Linked DNA regions of Homo sapiens: region 2 is linked to region 1. The links are chromatin loops, found by intact Hi-C in ENCODE. Cell type or tissue: B cell. All regions are shown on one strand. Links, peaks and the distances in the headings refer to the core of each region. The heading gives the core; the rest is flanking DNA.

Region 1 (15,900 bases), core at 7,901-15,900:
CAACACTTGACTTCCACCTCATGGCTATTCAAGCATCAGCCACCAAATCAATAATCTAGCAAGCAGAAAGAGGAAAGGAGTGAAGAATGCCATGCTCTCCTCTCTTTAAGGACACTTCTAGAAGCACAGCACTTCTGACTACATCCTGTTCACCAAACCTTGACCATACGACTGGCCATACCTGGCAGCAAGAGAGGCTGATACAGTCTTTATTCTGGAAAGCCATATGCTGGCTGCAAACTGGAAGTTCATTAACTGAGTAATAAGAGAGGTCAGTTATTAGAAGATAATGGACTTTTTCTGCCTCAGGATTTCAGGCCCGGGAGAAAAAATTTTATCTGGAAAGGAAGAGCATGTCTGGAAGGCTTCCTGGAGGTGACATTTAGTCTGGGTTTCTGAGGAAGGGAAGGAGTATATCGAATAAAAAATCAAAGGAGGCACTATACAGGCAAAGGGAGCAGTACCAGAGTTGGCACTCAGAAACAGCTAGCCTGAGTATGAAATGTAATCAGTCACAATAGATCCATTTTATGCTGAGTGAGAATCTAAAGGAAATATTTCACAATGTTCTCAATATCTGAGCAATTTTGTCTAATCACATGCATCTAGCTGCTAAAGACTAAATTATCACATCATGCTCACAGAAGTGAAACATAATTAGAAAATATATTTATTGAAATCATTGTCCATGTACATTAAATTGGATAATCACTTGTTAAATTAGGAAAGATATTCAGAAAGTTAATTAATCTTGGATTTCGGTTATGACATGTAGCAAGTGTGAAACAACCATCTCTAAGGCCATTTACACACATGTTCATTTATTAATAGGCATCACAATAGCATAACATCTTGCTTAAAACAAAGAAACAATTAGTCCTGAAACAGAAAAGCACACAACACAGAACAGGCAGGATAGCATAGTGATAGTAATAACAACAGCACACACTTAGCAAATACTTGCTACGTGCCAGGTATTCTTCTAAGCACTTGGCACATATGAACTTCCTTAATCTTCACAACACTGCGAGCTAGGTTTCTATCACTGTCTCCATTTTTACTGAGGAGGAACTGAGGCTCGGAGAGGTTAAGTAACTTGCTCAAAGTCCCTTGGCTGATATATAGGGACACACAAACACAAACCCATGCAGCCCAGATCCTTAACCACTCTACTAGGTCATAAAAGGAAGAGGGTTATGGGATAGATCCCACCTCTATGACTAACTAGCAATGAGACTCTTGGGTAAGTTATTTCACCCCTCTTTGTCTTAGTTTCTTTGTTACTGTGACTGAATAAGAGGCTGCATGTAAAAGTTGTCTCCTGGGGCCTGGCACAAAGTAAGTGCTCAGTAGTTAAAAGGGCCTGGCATGGCGGCTTGTACTTGTAATCTCAACTACACGGGAGGCTAAGGCAGGAAGAATCACTTGAGGCCAGGAGTTTGAGATCACTCTGGGCAACATACTGAGACCCCCTACTTAAATTTTTTTTAAAAATGGCTGAAAGGTTTAATGAGATCGAGTTATTAATTATAAAGACTAGCCAATATTTGGTCCTTAAATACACTAACAAAAAGGCAGACCAAAAACTATTTCTGACACGCTGTTAAATTCTCTTTCAAAAGAATAAAATCTCTCTTTCTTCTACCCATTTACCCCAGTCCCCTGAGGTCTGTCTCTCTGCTGGTTCTTGAGTTTGAGCTGCTTTTTACAGCCATCTGTTACAGTGTTGTGTAACAACAAACAATATCCTCCTAAAAATGTTTACAAATGCTTCTTACATTAGGGCTGTATATTTTTTCATTATGCTGTGGCATCTCCATTGAAAAATTATTTTAATCATTGCAAACTGAATTACACAAGGATAATGCATAAAGAGATAGTACTTAAAAGGCTGAATGTACATTAATTGCTTCAGCTAATGAAAGAAACATGACTTAGCCAATGCACACAACATGAATCCTAAGATGCATGGACAATTGACTACGGTAATAAAACAAGTATTAGTGTGTTAAATCTGAAATCCTCATTATGCTTCATGCAGCAAAACCGACTGTGTACCTGCTGTTCAGTGTGCATTTCCTCCTCTTGACACCAAGAGCTAATTATAGAACAAGGCACAGAGTGAAAGCATGTGACCTACGTTTGGGGACCTTCAACAACACTGCAAAGTTATGTTTGGTGACTTCTTATTTTCTTTTTAAGCTGATAAAATATGTGTTGGCCTAAATGATTTTGGAATATCTTGATGTTCTGTAGGCAATTTTAATTAAAATATGAATTATTTATATATGCACACAGTTTATTTCACTTACATTGGGATCTTGCTTTATCTCCCTTGGCTCTATCAATTAGTAAATTGTTAATGCAGGGATAATTTATGTCACAGTGTTCAAGATGCTGGCCATTGATTTCTTTGCCTGTCTTTCATTTCACGAACCCAAAGTAAAGATGATGATAAAATCATGGCATTTAAGAGATAAGAAGAGAAGTAAATGTCTTCTTATTGCTGCTTATCTAGAATCACATGGCATAAATGTTATAGTAAGTTATAAACAGACTGCATTAACCTACCACCTTCCATTTATAGAGTAAAAATATCATGTTATTAGGAACCTCACAAAAAGCTGATATACTTTAAACCACCACCCCCATTTTTGAGAAACTTTGAGGGCACTACCAATATACTTCAAGGGATATGAACAGTTGGCTTAATTCAAAGTAACTGCTTGATATGGTTTGGCTTTGTGTCCCCACCCAAATCTCATATTGAATTGTAATCCCATAATCCCCACGTGTTGTGGGAGGGACCCAGTGGGAGGTGATTGAATCATGGGGGTGGTTTCCCCCATGCTGTTCTCGTGATAGTGAGTGATTTCTCAAGAAATCTATGGTTTTATAAGCATCTGGCATTTCCCCTGCTTGGGTTCATTTTCTCTCCTGCTGCCCTGTGAAGCAGTGCCTTCCACCATAATTGTAAGTTTCTTGAGGCCTCCCTGGCCGTGTGGAACTTTCAGTCGATTAAACCTCTTTTCTTTATAAATTACCCAGTCTCATATATTTCTTCATAGCAGCGTGAGAACAAACCAATTACCATAAGTGGGAAAAGAAAGTATTTCTTTTCTGGTAGAACCAGATCTAGAAAATAAATCTTTTTCTCTTTCATAGTTTATACTACATGTTGTCTTTTTAAATTATTTTCTCATAAAGCCTTGGATATGTTTAAATGTATTTCTTTTGTGTTTCTTCCCAGATTTGTAAATTGATGACTTTGGTGCCAACTAGCCTCACATTTTGGATGGACACAAGGGCCTTTCAGAGTTCTTTTTAAAAAAAAAATGTTGGGCAAAATTCTCTTTAACTGGCAATACTTAAGAACTCTGCAGATCAGATTTTAGGTGATTTATTTAGATGTTTTTGTCTCTGAAGAAAATGATATATTGGCTTATTTATTGTTTCGACTAGCTAGTATATACTCTTTTGATCAATATTATTTTAATTTTTCAATTTTTCTAGTTCATTTATCAGAGTTCTTTAGAGATACCATTTGGAAGCATCTGCGAAGCCAAGTCAGCAACAGCCATACTTCAACAGCAAAAGTATAAATTAAGTAGAAACCCCAGGATCTCAATAAGTGACATTATGGGAAATTTTACTCTAAGGGTAGATTACAGAAAAAGTGGAAAATTTGTGGGAAGAGGTGAGAGAAATAAGGGGAAATGTTTTCAATCTATTCAACCTATGGTTCTAAATGATAATGCACACCAGAACTGCCCAAAGAACCTTTTATACATTTGGTCTTCAGGACCTACTCTGCAAAGATTCATCACATCCCAGCAGGGTCCTGGAAATCTGTATCACTCACAGATTACCTGAAACTAGTATAGAAACTGTCCAGAAGTGTTGATTTCCAAAAATTAAACATTTTTTACTCATTTAGTTACTCAACAAATATTCAGTGAGCCCTTAAGCCCTACCCCCAATCTTAGCCTTCAAGGAGGGCTTGAGGGAGTCTGGTAAGGAAGATAGATGAGAAAATAGCCAAGTTCAATTCAGCAAGATAAGTGGGTAAGAATGGGATGCTATGAGGAACATGGATCATTTAACCCAGTCTAAGATGTCATAAAGGGTTGGAGGAGATGGTTTCTAAGCTGAAACCGGCAAGGTAAAGAATAAGCAAAAGGTAGGAGGACTTGGCCTCTGTGTGTGTGTGTGTGTGTTTGTGTGTGTTGTGTTTTGCAAGGAGGCTGTGGGTTGTGGGGCTGGAGGAGGAGAAGGTGTGAGAAAGGTTAAGGAACTTGTTAAGACACATTTTCAGGTCTCAAGGAGCTTACAATGTAATTGGGGAGATAAATGATGGCAAAAGATTTTGGTAACAGATGAAGACAAGAGAAGTGACTTCCTAGGAAGCCTTTTGATCAATTACCAATGGAATAATGCAGACTCAGCATGCTACAGGATTTCTCTGGAGAAAGTATCTAGTTTCTTCCAGCAATAAAATTCTGTGATCTACAGACTTCATTCTGTAGTGGGAAAAAAGGTTTCATAGAAGAGGTAGGGATTCCACTGGGGACTGAAGTATGGGTAGATTTTTATAACTTTTTATTCTGATAGAATTTTAAGCTTACAGAAAAGTTACAAAAATACTATAAATCACCTTATGTTGTATCCATATTCACCGACTTACATCTTGCCCTATTTGCTTTTGTGCTCTCTCTTGCTCTGCGCACACACACACACACACGCACACACACACACACACACACACATACACACACCACAGATCCATTTTTTTTCTGAACCATTTGAGAGCAAGTTAGAGACATTGTGCTTCTTTACTCCTGAATACTTTGGTGTATATCTCCCAAGAAAAGAACATATACTCACATCTCACAGTAAAATAAACATGATATTTAATATTGATATAATACTATTATCTAATTGACAATCTTTCATCAAATTTTGTCAGTTGCTTCAATTATGTTCTTTATAGACTTTTCTTTCTTAGTACAGGATACAATTCAGATTCATGTATTGCATGTAGTTGTCTCTGTAATTGTCCATTCACTTAAACAGCTCTTTAACTTTTCTTTGTCTTTATTGATCCTGGCATTTTTGAGAAATACAAACCAGTTTTTTTGTAGAACATCCCTCAGTTTGGGTTTTTCCATTGTTTCTTTATGATTAAGTTCAGGTTGTACACTTTTAGACAGAAAGAAGAGAAGTTAGGTTGTGTCATTCTCAATTTATTATAGAAGGAGACACATAATATAGGTTTGCCTGAATACTGGTGATGCCAACATTGATAACTTGGTGGGGTGTCCTCTAGCCTTCTTCACTAGCATTATTCATTTTCCCCCTTGTTATTAATGAGAATTTTGTGGGAAATACTTTGAGGCTATATAAGTATCATGTTCCTTATCAGGCTTTCATACGATAGCTTGAACATCCGTCAGTGATTTTCTAATCTGTCATTGCTTCTATATTTATATTACTCCATCTATATTACTATAAGGAAGAGCTTTCCTGGCTCCCCTGTCTATTTATTCATTTATTTATATCAGTATGGGCTCATGGATTTTATTTTTTTTAATGGATTATAATCCACCACTGTCATTATTTATTTTCATGTTCAAATTTTCTCTGATTTTACCACTGGGAGTCCCTTCAAATTGGTTCCCGTGTCCTTTTGCTAGGTTCCATTGTATTTTGAACACTTTCTTACTTTCTGGAGTGGTATACTACTTCAAGCTTATGTTGTATTTTCCCTGTTCAAACCTTAGAATCTACCTTATGTCCAAGAAGTACTGGTTCCTAGTACCAAAATCTAGGTGCACTCATTGCTACTGGGGTCACAGTTTTTCTAGATTCCCTCGTTGGACAGGCTAGGATATAGATATCTCTATTTCTCTATTTATTTATCTATATTTTAAAAACCATGAGTTCATACTGATAATGGTAGATTCTAGTCTTTCTTGCCTTCATATTTCTCCAATTGCCAACAGTGAGAAACCTAGCTCAGAATACATACATTTTTAAAAGGCAGAGAAAAATAAGGAAGTTTTTCTGATCTTGAAGGATCTGTGAGATATCCAGGTGGAGATGGGTCTGGATCTGAGTTATCTCTATCAGTGAGAAAATTCCCATTGACTTATGGCAATTTATGAAGTAGAATAAATGCTAAGAATGTTGCAGTTGCAGGATCTGCATTGGAGTGAAGATTTTTTATTCACATATATGCCTTCCATTTTATACACAAAGAAAACATCATCTCTGGCTTTCATTGGTGGAGGATGGGGAGCCCCCTCAGTGCAAGAGGCTTGCATTGAAGTTAGTGGCTCCTTGTTTTTAACAGTGAGATATTTAAGGTTAACCTCCTATTGAACTATTTGTGGTGTCAGGTTTCTATACCAGGCAAGCTTGACCATAATTCCTATAAAACAAAACTCTCCTAAAAAACCTTCTTTCTAATAAATTTGGTTAAGAAGTTCATCTTTCAGGCTAAATGGTAAAACCTCTTCAAAACATAATTGCTGAGCTTTTGTTCAGGACTGAAGGAATCTCTTTTCATGACCTGTCTCCTTTCATAAACTTTCTAATCATGGACAGTCATTACAATGCTAGCCATGGTTGAGCAAGATTACTTTTACTAGTGATCCGCTGAAGGTAACTTGAGACTGCAAAACCAGATGCCAGAGTATCATTTATTTTTCAGCATGTGGTGAGAGAAAAGTCATTTTAAAGCTTTTTGCTAAGGTATGTGGGGATCACAAAATGTTTCCAAGTTAGACCAATGACTGTTTGCTTCTTCCTATCAGAGAAGGTACACTGAGTACTGGATGAACAAATTCTCTCAGCTGGGAGGTGTGAAATTGTGGCAATTGGAAAGAAAATTTTCCCTCTTCCAGGTGAAAAGAATTGTAGAAAATAATACTTTAACTGAAACCTTGGCCCAAGACACAGACTATTCCTTATAGGGTTACAAAGCTTGGAAGAACTTAACTTGATTACATGGAAGGTGTCAAGATCTAAGCCAGGCCAAAAAAATATGCCTGAAGCAAGGAAATTAAATATTTACATCAGGACTAATGCTTTTTGCCTTTTAACTGGAAGGGCAAGAGAGATTAACACAGGCCTGGCTCCTGAAACAAATATTTTGTCTATTTGGTGAAGTGTATTTCTGGGATAATTTTTTCTTTATATCTGAATTAGTTTTCCAGCCAGAGCCAGACTAATCAATAAGTGACGCAGGCATAGATTGATGTCTCCTGTTCCCCTCCTCTTATGATCTCCTCACCTACTCCCCAAAGTCTGACACTCCATTAACAAAGGGCTGCTTGTGTGCCATAATCATTTTGTAATAAAGAAACCAAATAATGTAGATAAAATATTTAACGTGGTGCATGTCACATAGAAAATACTCAATATTTAACAGTAATGATTATTATTTCACAGTTTCAAAGGTAGCTTCACAAAACTAGTTTTTGAGATGTCACATTATTTCCTTTAGATAAAATTGAATTCAGCTCTGAGTCTTTTTCTTTGTTCTCTTTCATTGGTAGGAAATTTTCTTTCAGTCATTATTAGGCTACCCCCTCCCAGTCCTGTGGCCTAATAGAGAAAAGAGTAGTTGTCTAAATACATATGGCCATTCACTGTTAGGGAACACTTGTATCTGCCTTGCTTGGTCCTGGGACTTTGCTGCACACTCTAAGGCCAAGGGCCTAGACCCCTGTGGGCCACCATTTAGTCCCTCTCCACTGAGGTCCCACAAGCTCTCTTTAGTGCTAGGGGTGAGTTCAGACCCAGTTCCCGAGGGACCCTCAGAATTTGTCCTGGACTTGGGGGTTCCCCTCTCTCCTGTTACTTTCTTTTCCCTCATTTATTCCTATGTCATATTTGCAAAGTCTCTCTCCTTTCACCCCTATAGCAGGGTCTCCAGATTTAGAAAAAAGAAAAGAAAAGAAAAAAAATCTCTGCCCAATTAAATTTGAATTTCAGATTAACAACATTTTTTTTTAGTATAAATATGTTCCATGCAATTCTTGGGACAAACACTAAAAAAATCATTTATCTAAAATGTATATTTAACTTGGCATTCTATATTTTATCTGGCAGCATTACCCTAAGGGTTTCTGCTTTGGAAAGACCCAGGAATGGAAGTTTTGGGTAGGGTCAGATCTTTCAGTGCAAATATTCATTGAGATAGAAGAACAATCTGCATAGACTTAGAAAGGTACAGGGGAAAACCCAGGATCGACAAAATAAAAAATAATATCCATAAATAATCCTGTTACTCTCGTCATCATTGTAGTTTCCATCATCATGTTTATTCCCATCATGATCATTGCCCAAGGTGAGTTGTTGTTAAAGACTCAAGCCCCCTGGGGAAGGCCATAATTCATGGATCTTTTTCTGAACACAGTTTAAATTAAGATAAAAGAGAAGGAGAAACTAGGAGGCATGGGAAGGATGCAAGCTGAGTCAGTGGAACAGAAAGCAAGAGGAAGAGGTTAGGGCCAGAAAGGCAGCTTTACAGCTCATAATTTCACTGATTGGCTTGACTCGGGCAGCACAGGCTGGTAGAACACACTCTAGCCTGACTTCATTCAAGTCTCAGCACCACCACCACCAAGCCATGTAGCTTGGGCAGGTCACTTGACTTGTTCCTCCAGCTGAAATCCCTCATGAGATTCAAACCCAGCAATGCACCCAAATGTTTCCTAAGTGCCCCAAAGTCAACATGTACAAATGCAAATGCAAACTCATCTTCCTCTTCTCCAGACCTGCCATCTCTATATTAGTGAAATGATACCACCATCTTCACAGGGATCAAGGCAGGACACCTACAAGTCATCTTAGACCTAGCTGCAATGTGTTACTCCTGGTGACTGCCACAGTGAATTACCTGGCTGGTAAAGCCTACATCCTCTGCCTCCTTCTCTGCTATGAAAAGTGAGGAGCTTCTCAGACAGAAGAGGCCCATTTGAGGTAGGAGCTGGGACTTTACTTTGGAGGCAGGGCTTAGACTACAGGCCAGATTGAAGACTGGCTTAAACAGGGAAAAGGAAAACACCTCTCCATGAGACATGCCCAACAGTGCCATGTCAGTTTACCATTGCCATGGTAACACCCAGAAGCTACCATCCCTTTCCATGGCAATGAACGAATGATCCACAAGTTACCACCTCTTTTCTAGAAATTTCTGGATAATCTACCCTTTAATTTGTGTAGAATTAAAATTAGGTATAAATATGACTGTAGAACTGCACCTGAGCTGCTACTCTGGGCATACTGCCTATGGATCAGCCCTGTTCTTCAAAAGCAGTACCTCTGCTGTATACTACCACCTCAATAAAAGTTGCTGTCTATTACCACCACTTTGCTCTTGAATTCTTTCCTGGGCAAAGTCAAGAACCCTCCCAGGCTAAGCCCCAATCTGAGGCTTTGCTTGTCCTGCATCACATCCACACTTTTCCAGGAGGACAAAGACACAATGAAGTGTTCAGAGAAAGCAGCAAATGGTTCTTCTGTACATTTAGGGGAAAAGTTGAATTACATATCCTCCTGTATTTTTACAATGACTTTGTGATAGTCCACTCTATCTTTCTTTTCTTTAATTGACTTGAACAAGTCTCTGTTCCTGTCTATCAAAATAACAAACAGAAAATCATTTTACTCTCTTTTTCTCCATGGACATTTTACCAGAAGATGTTGAACAAAACTAGAGTGGCAGGGTACTACTGGGGGATATTTACAGCCTGGGGAACTTCTTGTGTCTTCCAGAGCTAAAAAATACATATTAGAACTTACCATAATGGCAATCTTCTTAATAATATCCCAATGAACAGAAAATTATTTTGGATGAATCCATTGAGTTTAAACCCAGTAGAACAAGGTAAAAAGGCTTTTGAAAAGAAGCAACCAATCTTCTCTACTCTTAAAATAGCCTTTTCTTTCCCATAGAACATAGAGAAAGAAACCAAATAAGTGGGAAATGGATGAGAAAGCACAATCAATACTAATTCATGGTTCCTGCTTTGAAAGGCAGCAAAAAGTCATTCATAATCTCATGTGCTTTTCTAGTTGTGTCACACGAAGGCCTATGGTAAAAGGATAAGAGGAAAAGTAAGGTCATTACCCATGTTTGAAAAATTGTTAAATTGTTTGCGAAAGGAAAAAAATCTCTTCTTAATAATGTCAGAGACACAGGACCTAAGTGAAATCAATTTTGGGTAGTTTGGGATCATTCTAGCCCAGTCAAGAGAAAGTTTCAAAACGGACTGTAGCAATGAGGTCCATTTGTTATAAAACCACCCTAGAGGAGAATGCACATGTAGGCACACGAACACATGCACACCCCATACTTTGTATTTTTTATATATTTGTGTATATAAAGTGTTCTGTGTTTAAAATTTTATATATATTATTGACACTCAAAGTATAAATTCCTGACCCTCTCCCAACAAAAATTAGATTCAGAATTAAGTTTAGATCTTTGGTCAGCTTTTGGTAGGGTTTGCAAATAATTGAATATAGAAAGCAAGTGTTTTCTGTTTTCTGAGTTCTATAAGAATCCAGTGTGTGTATATTTGCATGTGTGCATGCATAGAATTCTTTCCCTTATGGTTTGCGATCATCCTACTTTATGCCTCTCAGATATTTAGCTAGGAAAATGACTCAAGTTTCATAAATGTCATTCCAATATCGGATCATATCCAGAGCTGTTGGTGTGTTTGATGGAGACATACCTTAAGCAACTGTTTATTGAGTGCCTGTTAAGTACTAAGTACCTTCTTCATGACAATCCTCCTAGTTCAGATTTGTACCCATTTTTCAGGTTAAGTCACTTACTCAGGATCATGTTTGACCCCCAAGTAACTGAGCTGGAATTCAGTTCTATGGTGCCAAACTTGAAAGCCCAATCTTCCCATGACTAGTGATGACTCTATGGATCCTGGAGACAGACTGACTTTGAATCCTGTTCCTGTTGCTTTCTAGCTGTTTTACCTTTGGCAAATTACATAATTTTTGTGCCTTAGTGTCCTCATCTGTAAAATGAAAATAATAGTCATTTTAATATTATTTATTTCTTTGCTAATCATTTATTAATTTAATAAGAAATTGCTTAACAAGATTGTTGGGAGGATTAAATCATACAATATATATAAAGTGCTTACCCAACCCATTGTAAGATCCCATCTATATTGGTCATTGTCATGATTATTCTGTACTTTGGCAAGAGATTCAAGCCTTGAAGCTCTCATGGCCCATGGAGATGCTAGTTTACTAGCAATTTGCCCCATAGACTGGTTGGTTCATGGCTAGCAGCAACTACTTTACCTGTCCTATCTCTACGTGCTTCTAAATGGGGGAGGGGAGGGGCTCCAGGGTGTGTAAGCACATCAAATGCAGACAGGATTTCCCCAAATGCATTGCAGGTGCCAGAGGACTGGCAAGCCCATGTTTACTTTCTAGATTACTTGGGAAAACTTGAGAACTCGCTGATGGTGGGATGGCTTTTCAATTAGAATAACCTCACTCAAAATCATACATATTTTTTCCTTTTGGGAAGTATAACTTGTTTGATTCTAGTGTCCAAAACTTACCTTCTCTGAATGCCTCCCACCATGGTGCCTGAGCGAGGGGCTTTCCACTTCAGAATGAGGTCATAAATATGCAAATATTCTTCTCTGTGGAGTTGACTTTACCAGGCTCATTTACAAAGTTACTCAGCTGTGACTTGGCCACTTAAATAACCCTGTTGCTTAAAGATATCCCTTACTCCAGCCATTTACCCTCTAAACCATGTTCATGTTATAGAAAAATACAAATACAAGCACGTTCTGCACGAGCAGTATTACAAAGCTGTATTTTGTCAGTTGTAAATTATATCTGGTTTTGAGGGAGGAAAGGGAGATCAACAATTCTATATTCTATGAAACAATTTCATAAGAAATATTAGACCCTCATAATTCTGAAGTCTCATATGCTAGTTTTATTTTGTTCTGGTAGGTTTTAGAAGCAAACAATTCTCTGGGTGCCTAAAAGTAATGCCTAGGTTTCTGTTTTTACATATTTAAGCTATGCATTTAGATACAATTCAAGCATTCCAGGGTGTTAACGGTGTTTACAAAGAAAACTGCCAGAGGCAAATTCAGGCAGTTTCTTAAATTAATAATGCTTTTGTTCAAACTCCAATTTTTTCTTCCAGTTCTGCTAGAACCAATGTGCATCTTCCCCATTTGTTCAGAGGATAATGATGACAATTTCCATTTACACATTGCATTTCATCTGGAAGGCACTCTCTCTCACACACTACATCACTGTCTTCCACCTTCAGCATGGCAACAGGAAATGCCAACTGCATTATCACAGTCATTGGTCAGTGAGGAGAAGAGAACCCCCAAAGCAAACACCGCATCAGAGGCTGGAAGAAAGGCAGGAAGGCCAAAAGTGCAGTCAACACATTGCTGTGTTTGCTTGGAAGGTAGGTCTGGTTCAAGGAGCAGAATGTCTTCCAGTGACCACCCCTGTATCTTTGTAGGAATAAGTGGGACTGCGGAGCTAGTGGTTTGGAGCTAGACAGACGCACATTTAAGTCATTGGCTTATCACTTTCTTGTCAAGTGTCTTTAGGCAAATCAGCTGATCCCTTTGAGACTTGGTTTTTGCAACTCATTACAGGGGAAGAATAACTCCTACTTTCCAAGGTTATATATGTGGGATATATATGAGTAAATCATGTTATAGGGGGTTACTAAATGTTCTCCAGGATTTGCTGTGATTACTAGTGTTGCTATAGTTACTGTCAGTCACTACTACCTATACAGTTGAATATAATAGGTGTTGTGGACCCTCTTCAAATTGTCTGATCTTAAGTCCTAACAATGGAGACAATCTTGTGGTTTGCACAAAAGAGGGAGGGGTGTTATCACCCAAGGCCCAAATTATAATGCCCTTTTATGGGGCAAGGAGAACATATGGTGTTCCATTAGCATAGCCTACACAAATACTTTACACAGTGATTCTCACATTTTAGTTTGTCTAAAAGTCATCTGAAGTGCTTTTAAAAATACAGATTGCAGGGCCCTGCCCTAGAGTTTCTGATATGGTAAGTTTTGGGGCCCAATAATTTGCATTTCTGAAGAAGTTTCCCGGTAGTGGTAGCACTGCTCTGGGGACAACACTCCAAAGACCGCTGCATATGAGGTGATCAGGTAGCTAATTACCATCCTGGAAGCCACTGATAGCCTACTCTCCAGAAGGTGTTTTGTGTTGGGGGCCAGAGATTTCAGAAGAGGCTGGGCATATTAAAGGTGAAGCCAGGGATAGGTTGAACACCTGCAGAAGGTAAAGACTTGGGGGGCAGGGCAGGTGTCAAGATCCTGTGGCCCCTATTTCACAGTTGCATCTATACTTGCTTGGCTTGGCTTGGCTCAGGGTTTCTGTCCTTTCTCCCCTTCGTGGCTTCCTCTTTCTCTTTTTCAATCTCTCTCTCTCTCTCTTTAGGATCTAATACTTTTTATTATAATGTCATTGAAGCACAAATATAAAACTAGTTACAGTTACCTTGTGCCTATAGCTCTTGCATAGTCAGCTGGGCCATAACAAAGCACACGGGCTGGTGGTTTAAGCAACAGGAATGCACTGTCACAGCTCTGAAGGCTGCAGGTGGAAATCAAGGTGTCAACAGGGCTGGGTTCCTTCCAGGGGCTTTCTCCTTGGCTTGGAGATGCTGTCTCCACTCTGTGTCCTCACATGGTCATTCCTCAGTGCATGTGTGTATCTTAAACTCATCTTCTTATAAGGACATCAGTCAGACAGGATTAGGGCCCAGCCTAATGACCTCATTTTAACTTATTTACCTCTTTAAAGATCTTATCTCCAAATATGGTTGGTTATGTTCTAAGGTACCAGGGGCTAGGACTTTAACATGTCAATTTTGTGGGATACATTTTACTGGCTTCCTCTTTCTAACCACTCCTACCCTCATGGAGTGCCCCTTTCCACTGAGTTGTCTCCAGACTGGCTGATGAATAGACAAGGAAAGAAAGCCTCAGGTGGTAGAAACAGCAAGCTAAGTGGCCTGAAAGCTGGATTCCAGTAGCTAAAAGCAATTTGACTTTGTTGGAGCCTAGAATGCAAAGAGATAGCAGCTTGGGAGCCTGCTGTGGAGTGACAAAGGCAGAAGTCAGGTCACCAATTGGACTCGATCCTAAATACTACGGGATACTACTGAAGGTCATTTATAGGAAGGGACAGTACTTGGTTTGTAATTTAAAAGTCTCACTTTTCTTGCAGTGTGAGAAGTTGACTGGAGAGCCTTGAGCCTGGAGACAGGGAGACCAGAGAAGGGGATGTTGTAGGTGTTTTGGCATGAGACCATGGTGGCTTCCACCTGGGTGAAGCAGCAGGATGGGAAAGACTTCTTGAATCACTATTTAATTATAATCAGAGTTTTGAACCATTTCAGTCATTTATTCCAGTCGTTTATTGTAGTGACTCCCACACTTCAGTAGACAAAGCAATCTGAGCGGGTCCCTGCAACACAGTTTCTGATTCAGTGAGTCGGAATGAGGTCCAAGAATTTCCATTTTTAATAATTTCCCAAGGGATGCTGATTCTGATGCTGCTGGTCTTGGGACCAGACTTTGAGAACCACTGACTTATTCCTATTTTGCTACCAAGAGAATTACAGCCTTGAACCCTTCCAGCTAATAGGGCCTCAGCTTTTGGTAACCAGCGTCAGTATGCTTAAATAAAACATTGAACCTGTTCACTAAGATTCTGCTCCTCCAGCATCTGCATCAGTTCACCAAGCTCTCTCAGGCTCTAATTTGTCTTCGTGAACCATCAGCCTTGCTCTAACTTTTCCAACAACTGCTTCCTCTCAGGCTTCACTTGGCTTCTACAGCAAATGGAACCTGCTCATCCCCAAGAGATTCTAATTAACTCTCTTGGGGCCAACTCCCTGAGTGAATGACTTGAATAACTCAGCATGATTGCAATGTTTTATTTATTTAAAGATTCCAAATTCTTCTACCCTGCATGCCTATGTTAAACAAGGACAACCCAAAAAACAATCATGAATTAAAGAAATGCTTCTTTATACCCTGAGTTGTTCCTCTGTTCTCCGACTCTTTCCATGTTCCTTTAACTTTCACAGATGGCCAATCTTTCTTGATTTTAATTTGGCAAGGGCCCTCCTTAAACATATTTTGATGATGGTAATAGAAAATAAAAATTAACTACAAGACTGCTGTCCTAATCTGTCATTAACAGGTTTTTCTTCCTTTGGAAAGATTAGCAGAGTATGAATCATTTCAGAGGGCTTCTTTTTCTTTTCTTTTCCTTGCTTTGTTCCTCTCTCCCTTCCTTCCTCCCTCCCTTCCTTCCTTTCCTTCTTCCTTTCTTTTTCTTTCTCTCTCTTTCTCTTTTACTTTAATCTTCTTCTCTCCCTCCTTTCTTTCTTTCTCTCTTCTCCTTTCCTCCCTTTCTTTCTTCCTTTTTCTTCTTTTCCCTTTTTTTCCCCTTAGGCCCAACCCTTCCAGTCCCCGTTTTTTGCAGTGTCGAATTTCTTGCCACAAAATTGATGCAATTGCCGCATTCTCTGCAATGAATATACAGGCTCCCTTCTTGCTCTCAGAGAAGTGAAGCCTATCCTTGTTACCTTCAGCTCCCCGTACCAGTGAGCAACTTGGCCACGCAGGGACTTTAGGGCCTGAGAATGGATTCCTCGAAGTACTCTGCAGGAATTGATTAAAACAGGAAGGAGAGGGGCGGGGAGATGAGAGAGCCAGCAGAGGAAAATAACATGTTAGTGCTCCTTTGTGCCTTACTGAAGTCAAGGCTGACTTCATAGTGTCACTCAGGGAAGGAGGCCAGGATTCTAAAGAGGAGA
Region 2 (8,000 bases), core at 1-8,000, 260 kb after region 1:
GCTCTTTTTTGGTTTCATATGAAATTTAAAGTAGTTTTTTTTCTAATTCTGTGAAGAAAGTCAATGGTAGCTTGATGGGGAGAGCATTGAATCTATAAATTACTTTGGGCTGTATGGCCATTTTCACAATATTGATTCTTCCTATTCATGAGTACGGAATGTTCTTCCATTTGTTTGTGTCGTCTCTTATTTCCTTGAGCAGTGGTCTGTAGTTCTCCTTGAAGAGGTCCTTCACTTCCCTTGTAAATTGTATTCCTAGGTATTTTTTTTTCTCTTTGTAGCAGTTGTGAATGGGAGTTCACTCATGATTTGACTTTCTGGTTGTCTATTATTGGTGTATAGGAATGCTTGTGATTTTTACACATTGATTTTGTATCTTGAGATGTTGCTGAAGTTGCTTATCAGCTTAAGGAGATTTTGTGCTGAGACGATGGGGTTTTCTAAATATACAATCATGTCATCTGCAAACAGAGACAATTTGACTTTCTCTCTTCCTAATTAAATACGCTTTATTTCTTTCTCTTGCCTGATTGCCCTGGCCAGAACTTCCAATAAATACTATGTTGAATAGGAGTGGTGAGAGAGGACATCCCTGTCTTGTGCCAGTTTTCAAAGGGAATACCTCCAGCTTTTGCCTATTCTGTATGATATTGGCTGTGGGTTTATATGTGTATAAATAGCTCTTTTTATTTTGAGATATGTTCCATCAATACCTAGTTTTTTGAGAGTTTTTAGCATGAAGCGGTGTTGAATTTTATCGAAGGTCTTTTCTGCATCTATTGACATAATCAAGTGGTTTTTGTCGTTGGTTCTGTTTATGTGATTTGCGTATGTTGAACCAGCCTTGCATCCCAGGGATGAAGACAACTTGATCATAGTGGATAAGCTTTTTGATGTGCTGCTGGATTCGGTTTGCCAGTATTTTTATAGATCCTTATAGTCAGAGTTTTTCCTTATCATTTCTGAGTCCACTTTATGTTCCTACACCATGTTTTATTACATTTTGTTAGCTTTACACATCTGTTTAGCTGCCTTATTTAAATACTTACTTGAAAGATTGTGGGGGTTGGGGAGGAGAAAGAGTAAGAAAGTTGAAATTTGTAAACTTAGACATAAGCATAATGTTCTATGACAAATTATAAGATCTTGTTCTTCTATACTTACAAAAAGGTAATTAAATTCCTCTTAAGGGATCCGTATCTCCAAGGCAAAATAACATTGATAAGTGGGTACCAGTTTTAATTTGTATCATTTTCATGAATGTATCCATATTAATGCGCATTGAATACAGACTCACAGTTTAACACTATGGGATATTCGTTAGGTTTCTTAATCTCTCTTTCAATTTATTCATCTATGAAATGGTGGTAATAGCATACACCTTAAAGACTTGCCATGAAAATTAAACAGAATTTCTATGAAGAGCAAGCCTTAACCTTCTTGTAGCTCGATTTTCTCATCTATAAAATGGATATAAAATAATACCTATGTCATAAGTAAGTTGTGAAGATTAAAGAGGTAGACATATGTATCATACTAAGAAAAATTCCCACGTAGACTAAATGCAATTATTATTCTTTTTATATTTTTATTTTACAAAGGTTTTATAACTATCCTAAATTAATTCCCTCACCTTAAAGATTGGAAATATAGATTTCCTCAAACCAAGTACTATAGTAGCATTCTTTAATGGCCTTAAAATGACCATTTTTAAAAATTGCAAGATCTCTCATTGCCTTCATGGGATTCTCTATTTATTTTGGCCCCAAATACCACAAGATTAGCTACTGTAGCGCAACAGTTCTTATCCATGGGTGATTTTGTGCCCCCCTCTCCTTCTGCCTCAAAGGTATTTGGCAGTGCCTGGAGTCATTGTTAAATGTCAAAACTGAGGAGAGATGTAAAACTAGTATTTAGTGAGTGGAGGCCAGAGAGGCTGTAAAACATTTTAGAGTGCACAGAGCAGCCCCCATAACAAAGAATGATCTGGCCCAAAATGTTAATAGTGTCAAGGTTGAGAAGCCCTGGAAGGTTGGGAAGTCTTAGTGTAGAGTTTCACTTCCAGAAGGGGACTAACAGAAGAAACTGCCATAAAGCTGGTGGAAATAGATGTTTCTTACTCAGGTACTGCTGTTTCTGGATTTTGTTTTTTCTGATTTTTGTTTCTAGTTTTTCCAGAGGCTTAACAAATAGTGTAAGAAAATAAGAAAATGTGAATAGAATAGTTTAGAGTCCTGGAGATTACTATTACCCATCTGCCTCTAAATTCATAAATGATTCTATTTCTAAAACTGCTTGGACCCAAATTAAGAATCTTAAAGAGATTCATCCGAGTCCACATCCAGCATACACCCTAAAGAAACCCTTGTGCATGTGAATGTGCAGGGCGACACAGAGCAATAGCATTGGTAATGGTAAAAACTTAGATGCAATCTAAATATCTCTTAAGAAGAAATGAATAGAATAAGTGAATTTTAAATGAACTAGATACATATCAAGGTAGATAAAGGTCAAACGTAATATTGAGTGGAAAAAGTAAGTTGCAGAACAACTTGTTAAGGCAACCTCATTTTTACACAAATCATTACAGCAAGATAATACAATACCAGTTAGGATTGTATTTGGCTACATTTAAAGGAATTTAACAACAGTGGCTCAACCAAACAGGCTGTTGTAATTTTCTCCTGTAAGATTTCAGCTAAAGATGATCCAAATGAAGTTGGCTCCCAGCTGCCATCAATCGTGTCCCCACAAAGCGAGGGAGGGAATAAAATTTACCTGGTCTGGTGGTCCAAAAGATGAACAAAGGATGATAATGTGTAAGTAGGTTTAATTAGTCCACTTTTGCTAAAGGACTCAAAAATTTATTTTTGTATAGGCTCAAACCTGCCACCAGGGTCCCTTTTGTAAGGATCATGGCTTATTTTACCTTCTTCTATGCTTTCATCCTCAGGATCACAAGATGATAATTCTTGCGACAGATATTGCATCCATGCTCAGATCCAAAGAGGGAGAGGAGACAGAAGATGTAACTGAATCTAAATCTGCCCCATCTTACCAAGAAAATTATGGTTTTACTAGAAGTCTTACCTTTTAAATTACTTATAGTTCCTTGACCAAAACTTGACCATGTCCTTCTCTACCCACCATTTGGCTTTTTAGCTAATGACAGAAGAGCCTGGGAGAGGGGATGACTAGAACTCACTAGGCCACAGAGCAAAGTTTTGATAGGACAGAAGAGAAGAGGGGATTAGTGACAACTAGTGGCTCATTAGAATTTATTGTCTCAAATATTACATATTGTTTAAATATAATTAATAAACATATAAAAATGTAGACTGGGAGAATACATACCAAATTTGTGAAAATGTGTGTCTCCAGGCGGGAGAAAGAGGAATACAACTGAATAGAAGTACAAAGAGGATTTTCAGTTGATCTCCATTATCTTTAAGTATTCATATTTTAAAACATCTGAAGCAAATGTGACAAAATACTAGAGTTCTTAAACCTGGATGTTAGATACATGAATCTTATACTCTGTAATTTACTGTAATTGTTCAAAATTAAGAAAAAAATCTTCGAAGGTATTTTGTTAACCTTCAGAATGCTGGGGCTAGTGGTAAGTGTTCTTTTACCTTGAGAGAGAAAAAGACATGAAAGTATCTGCCCAAATAATGAAAGAAAGGAGGACTAAGATAAAAAGTCCAGGGAGCTGCATTCCCACTGGCCCCTAACCTAGACAATTATTGGAAGTTCTAACACCCAAATCCATATTACATACAGAGTCTCCCAAGTGCATACTCTGAAACAATTGAACTAGGATTTAAGCATAACCATGGGGAAAAAAAAATTAAGTATTCATGATTCATCTTGTTCTCGCTGAAAGTCAGCATAAAAGCTTACACGTACAATGTTTCCAAATAGCTGACTGTCCTAACATTTTCTTTCGTAAGAGATAGGTCACGCAGGATACTCATACAAGAGGTGCTTTTATGTAAGACATTTTTATCCCCCCTCTTCACCATAAAAAATGTGTAATGAATTATTTTCTAAAGTTGATGGTTTTGGAGCATTCATTTTCATGAAAGTCAAAGTCACCCCCACGCAGTCATGAATTCTTTTTGGATGCAATTCAGACTTTCCAAGGTTACCATTTCAGGTTTTACAGAAAGAATTGTACCACTCTGACAAGAGGTATCTAGGAGAACTTGAGGAACAGAAAGTTAAGGAAGCAAAAGACAGGATGAGGTGACATCACCAGCACTAGGCATTTAATGAGTACTTAAGAACTTATTTTCATGAAATATAGACAAAGCCAGTTTAGAATAGGTTTTAATTTATTCAGATGAAGAAGTCAGAAAGAAAAGGAAGGAAGACGCCATTTTAGTTTCACTTTTACTTGCTGCAGATTAATATCCCATGACCTAAAGTGCTCGCATGCAAAGAGGAAGAGCTAGGGAGAGAAAGGAAGGGAGAAAACTGTATCATGGAAACTTGAAGGGTCTTCTGTCATAGAAACCCAGAGATTCCCTGCCATGGTGCCTTTCTTGTATTCTTTTAATTGCTTTTGAAAAGTAGTAAGGGTTTCAGTGTAGGAAGGAGGAAAAATTAGTTTTCTTTTTTCCAGCTCTACTAAATATGAAAGAGAAGACAATCAAAAGAAAACACTCTGACATGAATAATTGTAGTACCACAGAAACAAGGGCAATCGTTTTTCTTTGAGTGAATGTGCACAATGTAAACTTCTGTTTGGGAAGAAGTAGTCAAATGACTTTTCTCATTTTTAATGAGTGTTTGAATATTTCTGGAAATGGACACTGCTGGCAACAAACTAGCTCAGGGCCCAAAGAGTGGTAATTCAATCCCATTCTGATTATGCTGAGAAATGGAGTTGTCATTTTATGGAAGTGGGTTTGCACCCACTTCCAGGGACAGCGAGACTGTTTTACTGGTCAAAGCTAAGTGTAGAAAATTTCAGACCAATGGGAAAAGAAAATCTACTTAGATTTTTAAGTTGATTTGTTATCACTACTGCCCCGTGTTGGAATAAAGTCATTTCATAATGCATTCCTACCTTGGGAGCTGAATCTTTGGACTTGAGTCCCTTGGCCCCAAAGACTTGACCTTTTATAAGTCTGTTGACCTCTCTGAGTGCTCATTTCCTCATTTGTTTTTTTAAAACTTGCCTCCAGATTGGCTGTCAAGACTGAGATAAAGATGTGAAAATGTATAAACTTTAAAATGGTGGGCAAGTAAAATTGTTTCAAGGATATTATAAATATTATGTGCTATTAGCAGAAAACTAAAGATGCTTAATTTTTTGTTTTGTTATAGATTTTGTTTGTATTTTGCTTTTATGTACAGGTAATTCTGATCTTGAGTATGCCATCCCTAGAATACAACTAGGCTGACCCTTTTCTCAGCTTTCATTTATTTGCTTTCAAGGAGATAAGGAGATCCCAAAGGCTCCAGGAGTATGTGACTCAAAGTACAAATAAAGAGCAGAGTCTATGAGTAAAATCCTTGTAAAGGTAACCTCTGAAAGGAAGTCCACAGCATGACACTAAGTGAAACAGCATTTTTGAGGGACTTGAAGCTGAAAAAATAGAAGTTATGATAGTCAATGTTTGCTTTAGCTTATCCAAGAAGTTGGAGAAACAAGTTCTATTTTTTTTTTGGAAGATTCTAATTGAAAATAGGATTTTTATTAAGTTTTAGAAAAGCCGTAAGACGAAGGTGAATTATCTGATAGCTGCTCAAGTATTTCCTGAGCGTTATCCTTTTGAGGGACTGGAGCTTTGATGAATGTGTCTGTCACCCCAGAGATGCCATGGTATAATAAATGGATCAGTGCCTGGATGTTTAGTCTTCTATGGAATAACATAGAATGCAGAAATTCAAGGGTGAGCTTATTTTGGTCGGTGCTGATTTTACATCTGTGCAGGTAGGTGTGCAATTTTAAAACACAAATTTTCAAGATGCTATATAGATCACCAGCACTCAGGCTATGAAGCAGCATGTGTGTGCAGCAGAACCAGAGATGTCTGCAAGTTCAATCAAGTCTGATTCAACAGTCTCTAAAGTAGAAGCAACAGCAGATCCAGAAATATCAGTCATTGCCTCTCATGATGTTGACTCCCAAGCCAAAATAAACCAGACTGAATGAACTTTTTTGTCATGTCTGATTCAGCAGCACACAGCTTAATGGGCTGCTTCCCAAAAGAGAGAAATGGTGGTGGACATCTGTTCTTAAAAATGACTGACATGTTCCCCAAACTAGCATTTTCTCTATGGCTTTTATGCCATTTATCACTATCACTAAATACAATTTTAAACCTTTCAAAAAGGATTTGAAAGAGTTAAGAGATTATAATCCTCAAGTATGGGCCAAGTATATCTTCTTTCTAACGTTGTGTTGCTGTAATTAAAGTTGCTAGAGAGTAATGGCCCCAAGTATTCTTCCTGTTAGCCAGTGATTCTGTAAAAATAAACCTCAGTGCTTTTTGACATATGACAAATGAGCATCTTCTGCCCTGGATATCTACCAGGGATATACTTTAAATTATTCTGAAGGCCTGTAAAGTGCTTTTAAGTCTTCCGTGGGGCTTTCACATGAATGGTACTTTACCACTTTGAGCATAGAAATGTGGCTGAGTTCAGACAGAAGCCTCTCCAGAAGAGCTGCATCCTTTGAAAAGAAGACAGCAGATCATAGCCAAAACCGCTGTTAAGTCTAAGATAAGTTCTTGCCATGTTTCGGGGATCCTATGGTGCCCATCCCACAGTGATCAAGGGCCATCAAGCTGCAAAGGTGTGTTTTCAGAAAACAAACAATTCTCATTTCTTTTAAATCAGCCCTCTAAGATCTACTTTCTTTTTTGCATTTCTTCTTATATTTCAAAGTGCTTGTTGGAGCAAGGCTAGGGACTGCAGCTTCCACACAAAACTCAAAGAGAACCAAAATGAGCCCTTCACAGGCATGAAGATAGGTGGCAGGGAGTGAAGTTTATGGAGGCTATAGCAACATTTTTTAAAGGCCACTGTTATAAAAATTTTCTCTAAAGCAAGTAAAATGTCTTATTCATTTGTGTATCCCTCACATAGCTAGCAGTAGTTTGTATATGATAGATATTAAAAGATATTTGTTGACGTCATTGATCATTCACAGAGCAAAAATATTATTCCTCATGTACCCTGAGAGTCTCCATGGATTACAGAAAAAATAATAAAATGAGGTTTCAATTCCAGAGTTTACCACAGGGGCACCATTTGGTCTAGGCTTCAAATTCACAAAAGGCCTGAAAAATCTCTCATTTCTCCAAGTGAGGTTATATATGCCTTCATAGAGGTGATACTGACAAGATTGAGAGCTGAAGTTGTTCAAAATACATATTTAAATTAAGCCAAAGTTTTGGGAACTCTTTCCTTTTTTTTTTATTTTTAAAGAATGAACCAGTGTATTATTCCATTTATATCTATCTATCTATCTATCTATCTATGTATCTATGTTAAAGGGTTCACAAAAGAATAACCTTTAAAGTGTTAATAATGAATTGTAATAAGGTGGGAGTTCATGTGATTTTTACCCTCTGTATGTTTTACCCTCTGTATGTATTTTATCCTTTTGTATGTTTGAAATTACTACATTGATCGCATATGATTTATATAACCAGAGAAAGCAATAAAACTATATTCATTACAGGAAACAGAGTATAGGATGCAGCAAATGACTTTGAGAGTCAGTCAAAGATAACTCCTTAGTCTGAGCCCAAATGACTGGATGGGTGATGGTTCCATTAAGAGAAATTGAGCGATCAAGAAGAGAAACAGATGTGGGGGAGGAGAAGTTTTGAATCCAAATGTGAGCAAGTTAAGTTGGAAGTGTCAGAAGTGCTTCTGCATGGAAATGTTAAAGAGAAGCTTAGAACAAGGCTGGAAATGCAGATTTAATAGGGCATTGATGAGAGTGGAGTCACAGAGAGACAGATGAGCCCAAATGA

Evidence for each region. A loop is a pair of places that touch in the nucleus more often than their neighbours do. Peaks named below come from ENCODE experiments on the same cell type or tissue, not always from the same donor. Only the 100,000 strongest peaks of a DNase experiment are listed, where the experiment ranks them.
Region 2: it touches region 1 in a loop (26-fold over the local background); 2 of 110 quality-filtered maps call a loop at or near these places.

The regions. Positions count from the first base shown.
Region 1 is chr10:61,123,956-61,139,855 of GRCh38, forward strand. No RefSeq gene overlaps it. Among named protein-coding and RNA genes, the nearest start is that of LINC00845, 120 kb to the left of the region's middle. RefSeq lists enhancers at 11,564-11,793, 12,216-12,510. In B cell, for the core only: a CTCF peak has its summit at 15,541; DNase peaks (open chromatin) are centred at 11,416, 11,636 and 12,406; H3K4me3 peaks cover 503 bases; H3K27ac peaks cover 1,605 bases.
Region 2 is chr10:61,393,442-61,401,441 of GRCh38, forward strand. No RefSeq gene overlaps it. Among named protein-coding and RNA genes, the nearest start is that of TMEM26-AS1, 55 kb to the right of the region's middle. In B cell, for the core only: no CTCF peak of the experiment used is centred there; a DNase peak (open chromatin) is centred at 4,400; H3K4me3 peaks cover 1,037 bases; H3K27ac peaks cover 717 bases.